Regions from separate parts of the Mus musculus genome. Here region 1 is linked to region 2. Evidence: chromatin contacts called from ENCODE Hi-C or POLR2A ChIA-PET data. All regions are on one chromosome and are shown on one strand. The core of a region is the stretch at or near the end of the contact, and the rest is flanking DNA. Distances in the headings are between cores, read along the strand shown. Region 1 holds the start of 4921517D16Rik (a long non-coding RNA gene). Region 2 overlaps Tmem30c (transmembrane protein 30C).

Region 1 (3,433 bases), core at 529-3,028, 64 kb after region 2:
TTGCAGTGATTTATCAGTTTTTATGCTGGGACAGCCTATGCTACTCTGTGCCCTACCCCACAAGACCTTACATCGTCTCTTTTATCTGGATAATCTTTTATATACAGCAAAGAACTGGGCAAGATCTAGTACTCTATCTTTTAAGCTCCTTAAGGTCACTTCTGTAAAAGATCTGATAGAAGAAACCCTTTTAGACAAAGGCCTATGAGCTGGTACTCTGTAACACAAGGTATTTTGGTGCTCTGAAGTAAAAGGGGAGTGGGGACAGTTTTTCCCCCCATTTATTTTGTCATTTCGAATGGCAATAGCTACAGTTTCATCTACAGTCCAGTAATGGTGCTATTTTTAGTCTGGGATGTCCTCAGCAACAGATTTAGAGTTTTTGTTTACAAAACATGCCCTGTGTTCCCACAGGAAACTTTAAAGCCAGAAATTTGGAGCAGGGTAGCAAAACATGAAATGAAATGGCTTTCCAGGTCCTGGGACTGACAGGAGTAGAGTATTGTTACCAGCAAGAGCATCTCAGAGAAAAGCTGGCTGAAGGAGAGTCTGAGTGCTAACTGCTCATGCTTCTCCTGCCACTTGTAAGGCAGCGGATGAGTTAAACTTGGGTATTGTCTAGAAAGGCTAACTGCTCTAGCTTAGTAGTACACTATGCATTTCTCTAAAAGAAAATTAAATGTGAACTCTGGCATAGTGGCACATGTCTCTGATCCTAGCACTTGCGAGGCAGAGGCAGATGGATCTCTGTGAGTTTGAGGCTAGCCTGGTTTTCAGTGCTCCAGAACAGCTGGGGCAACATAGAGGGACCCTGCCTCAAAATAAATAAATGGATAGATATAGATAATTATTTTCTATGTATGTGTTTGCTTATACCACATGTATGCAGATGCTTATAGAGCCCAGAAGAATGAGTTGGCTCCCCCGGAACTAGATGTACTGTTGGGTGTTTGTAAGCCAACACTTGAAGTGGGGGCTGGGAAATGAACTTGGTTGGGTCGTCTGCAAGAGCAGCAAGGGCTCTAAGCCACCGAGCCATCTCTTTAGCTCCTTCCATGTGTTTCTTTATGCAAAATGCACACAGAAAAAGCTCCCGTGAACCACCATCTTAAGTCAAGAACATAGGATCCTCGCCTGACCTGTGAACGCCTGTGTTCCCATCTGGCCTCAGCGGCAGGGAGAAGGGCCTTCAGTGCCCAAACCCCAGGGGCCTCAGGACTTCTGCTACCTTGGTGATAAACATTAGGAGTGGGTCATACAGGAATCGGGATGGCTTTGTCTGGAGAACCAGGATCGGTTTCCTTTCTGTCCTGTAATAAAGCACCCCCCCCCCCGCCCCTACATACCTTCTTTTTAGCTTAAAGGGAAAAATGAAGGCTTAAGTGACATGGATTCAACTTCGGTGCTGCATGTTTGAGCTTCTTTCTTTAAATCCTGAAAATAACTGTACATTTGGTTGTACTGAGGCAAGGCTGATGACAGTGCCAGGATTTAGACAGAGGCAGTATGAATCCAAAGCCCTACCCACTAAGCAAAATTGCTTCATTAAGTTGGAAAGTAAATTAAGTTCCTTTCCAGTGGTATGAGTGTCTGTGGGGGTTGAACACAGTGTAGTATAACCATGTACATTTTTTTTTAAATAATTACACATATCCGAGGGAGAAGGTACAGGTAGCTCCTCTCTTCCTCAAAGCCCCAAACCAACGATCTCTGCCAGCACCTTTCTCCGTATGCTGTGTTCTATTGTAGGAAACAGATTAGCACTGTATTATGTCATCATCTGTCTAGTTTAGTGTCTGTGTCCCATAGGGGCTCCTTTCCACGTTAATATGGACTACTACTCGACAGGTGAAGGGATGCTGATGAGAACTTATCATGTGTGTGTGTACACACACGAGCACATGCATGTCTGAGATTCATCTGCAGTGTTGTTTATATGTCTTTTTGCGACAGGGTCTCCTGTTGAACCTGAGGTCACGTCTCAGCCACCTCCCTGCCCCTAGCTCTGACATCACAGACAGAGGCCTTCATTCCCATTATGTCACCACATCCAGCTTTTTACTCCAGGGTCTGGGACGGACCTCAGGCTCTCAGACTTTGCACCGGATGCACTTGCCTGACGGAGCCATCTCCCTGGCCTCGGCAGGACACCTTCGAATGGCTCCCAGGACAGTGCTCTGGGGCTGTTTTAAGAGGTGTCTGCACAGACGAGTGATGGAGAACACTAGGAAACCTAAGGTTTTAGTTCCAACTTTTATGATTTTGGGCAAATCACTTACTTTCTGCTGCAGTTTTCTCATTTGTAGACCGATGAAGTCATACTGCTGTGAATTATGATTCTCTTTCGGTTTAGGGCAAGTTCTCTTGGAATGGTGTACACCCTGGACATGTCAAAATTTCCAGAGTGTGATAGAACGTTAAAGCACTGAAGGGAGGGGAGTGTTTTAAAATATACAGGTGACCATGGCTCTTTATGCGGGTGTGTGAGTTACGTCATTTTCTTCTAGACAGAACTTTCCTAAGAAACACACCTGAGTCTGTAGTCAGCCCTGCAACCCACTTGTTACAACACGTTATCTCAGGGAAGAGATAGACTCCTGTGAAAGGGATGTTTCTGTTAGGATCGCCCCAGGGCCCTCACAAGACTCGAGCTGTGTGCTGAATTACTTACTGCATGCCCTTGCTGTAAGTGTCACAATTCCATAAACACTCATGCTTCCCCCGCAGCCCTTTCTTAGGACTAAAGACAAGGGACTTTACTGCTTTGTCCTTAAAGTTTCTGCTAAGCTGGCTTGAGGACGTCAGGCCAGTCACTGTCAAGTCCATCACAAGACCTTGCAAACAACAACAACAACAACAACAACAACAACAACAACAACAAAACACCGCAAAATTTTGAAAAAAAAAAAAAACATTGTTTACTCCTTCTAATATAAGAACATAATGTTTTAATTACAGAAAATATAGAAAACTTAAAAGGAACACAAATTTGTTACCACTATAAGAAGATGGTTTTACTATAAAGCAAAATTATAATTTAATGTATTCGTTTTCATATTTTGCCTTGTTCTGAGTGTGTATTTATATATACACACTCAATTTTATATACCTAGAATTATTTACTGTATACAAATACTTTAATACTTTTTTATTAGATATTTTCTTCATTTACATTTCAAATGCTATCCCTAAAGCCCCCTATGCCCTCCCTCCCCCGCTCTGCTCCCCAACCCACCCACTCCCGGTTCCTGGCCCTGGCATTCCCCTGTCCTGGGGCATATGATCTTCGCAATACCAAGGGCCTCTCCTCCCACTGATGGCCGACTAGGCCATCCTCTGTTACATATGCAACTAGAGACACAGCTCTGGGGGGTTACTGGTTAGTTCATATTGTTGTCCCTCCTATACGGTTGCAGACCCCTTTAGCTCCTTG
Region 2 (3,440 bases), core at 192-2,691:
ATGTGACCCATGATAGCGGAGGTCTCACTCCTAATGCTTTTTATCTTGGGTAACATGAAAGAAACTTGCTTTTTTGGTGTATTTTAGTTTGGATACTCGGGAGGTGGCTAAGCACTGCTTGGTCTAAACAGAAGAAGTTGGTTGTGACTCAGTTCTGTTGCTCAGCTCAACAGTTGGTCTTTGGAAGTCTATAACGTCATCCAGCCAGCCACCAGCCTGAGCCTGACTGGATGGCTAAAAGGACTCAGTTTTGGCTCACTTGCTCTTGCCTTGAGAGCAGACCCCCAGGGAACTCACCCACTCTGAGGTACAAGGACTCCAAACTGATTCTTAACACTTGGTCTAGAGTTCAAAAACATTTCTCATCTTTATTCCAAGAACATTTTACTGTACATATATTTTTTTATTTGCTCCTCCTCCCCCCCCCCCCACACACACTCTGGGAACCTCGTCATTTATCCTTGTAGTTAGGATTATATTGGATTCCATCAATCCAGCACTCCTCCTTGAGGTGGCTCAGGAACTCTTCAAGCTTTGCCAGGGATCTTTGGGTCTATCACTCCATTGTCTGCTGCTGCCTTCTGCTCTTCTTCTCTTTAAATCTGGACACCACCTCTACAGGAAATTCAGTTTACTCCTTTTCAGCATCAAGTGAATCGTCAGGATGGCAAAAGAGGCCAACAGCGTCAGTGCCCCCGTCACTGTGTAAGTCAGCCCCAAGAAAAGGCCTCCTCCCCCGATCCATGTCAGAGTGGAAAGGACAATGGACTTTTCTCCTTGGAACATGGTTACTGGAAAGTCTAAGAAGATCTGTTAAGGACCTGGCTCAGTATTTGTCATTTATACCATAGCATATGCAAACACACTAAATTAAGTTATATAAAATTGATCTTTTTCACAGACAAAAGAAAACCAACCCAGGTGATTATTCTGTTTCATGTGTTTCCACGCAGTCAAATAAAACTCTATCTTGCTAGAATAAAATTAGTCATAACAAGGCTCTCTTCAACATAGCTGTAGTGTAGAGAGAAGATGTGGACACAAATAGATCTGGGTGACTTGTCAATAGCTGGCTAGTGAACAGATAATCTAATTCCCTTTGATGAGTCCAAGGTAGCACAAAGGATAGAGACAGCGTTCGTTCACAGCAAACCTGAGGCTTTATTCGTGAACCAGAAGACTCAGAAAAGGCCAAGTTCCTTAACTGGATAAGGCTTGAGTCCCTTCAACAGAGAAAATTCCTTCCGAGGAGTAAGAACAATAAATAAAGCCTCAGGATGAACACAGAAACATTTTTTGGTGAGAACTCTAAATCTAAAAGCAGGGTGCTTGTCATGGTTTTGAAAAGTCAGTGTCCTGTTGCCTGTGAGAAAGTGTTTGAAGTGGGCTTGCTATGTAGCATTGTAATGATATCATCTTCATGGGGCTTGTGGCCTGAGGGTTTTGAACATCTGGTGCCTTTTGTAAATGAAACTAATAAACAAACAAAGCCTTCTCATAGCAACACAGACGACAGAGGCATTTCCCAGCCAAGCCCTTAAAGGGCTTCCAATCTCTTGGCAATGAACTATTTAAAGGCACAAGGAACTATGTTAGGAACAAACCTCTCTCTCTCTCTCTCTCTCTCTCTCTCTCTCTCTCTCTCTCTCTCTCTCTCTCCCTTCATTATCACTTGGTCTTTTATCTTCCAGTGCTGCCTTACCTGTGTTCTCTCCTAGATCAGCTGAAAGAGTCCTATCCTCACCTCCAGACCCCCCCTTTTCCCTTCCAGTAGGAGAGAGTGATGCTGCAGGCCAGGTTTACTTCTTAAGCCATCACACAGGGGGAGTGCAAGCAGGGGGTGACACTCAGCATTGAAGCTGTGTACAATCAGCTTCCAATCAGCGGCCAAGTGTGGCTGTTAGCAGAATCATGGAGGAGACTTAGCATGTCCAGAGAGGAGAATAGAAACAGTGTATCGCTTTTAGGGTATGGCTTCCTTTCGTCATTCCCATCCCAGACTCATTACAGCCAAGGGAGAGGGCAGCATTGTTCAGTCTGTGCCATCTCTCCTCTACTTTACTGTTATGGTCGACACAGGTCTGTGGGGTCAGGAGATTCAACTTGAGAGACAGTCACCAGGCAACGTTCTATCCCTGTTTTAAAGCAACCACTGCAAGAGAAAGCAAAGGTGGATAGGACAGGGATGTCAGTCAGCAGGGATCCCACAGAGGAGCAGCTCTACTTTCCCATTGGAGAGTTCTACAAACCTGCTCTAGGAGAGAGAAGAAATGGAGGAGAGAGAGAAGAAATTTCACACTGTGGTTTTCTATCCCGGGACTAGGGAGAGAGTTTAGGGGAAGAACATTTGCTCAGTCCTGGGGGAAAAGAGAAACAGGAGTTTCTCATTCAACCTCACTGGGAGCTAGGGAGACTACACAAGTGAACAGTCCGTGTGGAGCAGCTCTGGCCTGCTGGGTGTCCTCTAGAACAATCTCAGCCAGTAACCCTGGCATGCTGTAAGAGGTGCGCGTGCTTAACTGGGTGGCTGATTCAAAGCTGAGTGTGAGCCTGCCTAAGAAATCTACCTGCTTTGGAGACATGAGCTCTGAAGACCACAGTTAATATAAATTACGTGTAAATTTATAACTTCTTAAAGATAAGGCTTAGTTACACTTTATAGTTAAATCTACGTTTTTTTTTTTTTAAATCAAGAGTCACATTTGTATTTTTGAATTTGAAGGGAAAAAAAATCACAATCTGTTATTCAAACATATGTCTCCTAACTTGGCCCATATGTCTGTTACTAAGACATCAACTCCCACTGGCTGGCTCTGATCCGAAGAGAGGAAGAGTACACATGTGGAGCGCACAGCTCACAGCATTCCTGGCAGGGCCTGAGCCAAGCTGTCCGTAGCCACACAGTGAAGTCTTCATCGAGCAAGCCATTGCTTGCTGGCTCGTCTGTATCTGGTTCATAGGTAGGGTTGGCCACGGACAGAAGCTTCACCCTTCCTGGGGTGGTAAGCGGGGGAGATGGGTTTCCTTCGCTCTAACACACTTCTGTCTAAAAGTTCTATCGTCTCTGTCAGTTTCTGCTATTCCAGTCTACCCTCCAAGTGTACTCTTACTATCCCCTCCCCTCTAATTTCTTAACTCCCTCATCTCATTCCACTCTATACGACAGTGCCTTACCCCAATGCTTTAGATGTCTAGGCTCTACCATTTATTGGTCTTTCTTGAGGACAAATTATTCCTCTATTTAACCATACCTGACAGTGCTACTGGCTGCTGGTCCTTAAAAAAACAAAACAAAACACCAAAAGACATATTAAGTATCTAATCCGGACACAGTTACATGATGATATTTGATAGTGGACCCTGTATTTGCCACTTCTGCACACTGTTTTGGCTGAAGGTATTTGAAAGTCATTAAGGACAAGGAGGACACACTCCCCTTC

The links. A loop is a pair of places that touch in the nucleus more often than their neighbours do. ChIA-PET counts read pairs that join two places held with the same protein, here RNA polymerase II (POLR2A).
Region 1: a map of v-Abl transformed pro-B cells shows a loop between it and region 2 (1.9-fold over the local background). The contact joins the promoter of 4921517D16Rik here to the enhancer-like site in region 2. A Hi-C loop is called at or near these places in 2 of 37 maps with a recorded cell type or tissue (heart and v-Abl transformed pro-B cells). POLR2A ChIA-PET finds 5 or more read pairs at or near these places in 1 of 5 experiments (Patski).

What each region holds. Positions count from the first base shown.
Region 1 is chr16:57,329,867-57,333,299 of GRCm38, forward strand. It overlaps 4921517D16Rik (a long non-coding RNA gene), which reads left to right and starts at 1,779. Exons shown (of 4, transcript XR_001781913.2): 1 at 1,779-2,238. The region is part of intron 1 of Cmss1 (cms small ribosomal subunit 1); the gene reads right to left.
Region 2 is chr16:57,265,795-57,269,234 of GRCm38, forward strand. Tmem30c (transmembrane protein 30C) reads right to left here. Exons shown (of 8, transcript NM_027651.1): 8 at 345-800. The coding sequence ends at 616. Among named protein-coding and RNA genes, the nearest start is that of Gm26800, 12 kb to the right of the region's middle. Within about 2 kb of position 1,442, at least 2 of the 3 ENCODE cell types and tissues checked have a DNase peak (open chromatin) inside an H3K27ac peak, as active enhancers do; they include heart, where a contact is called at or near this core.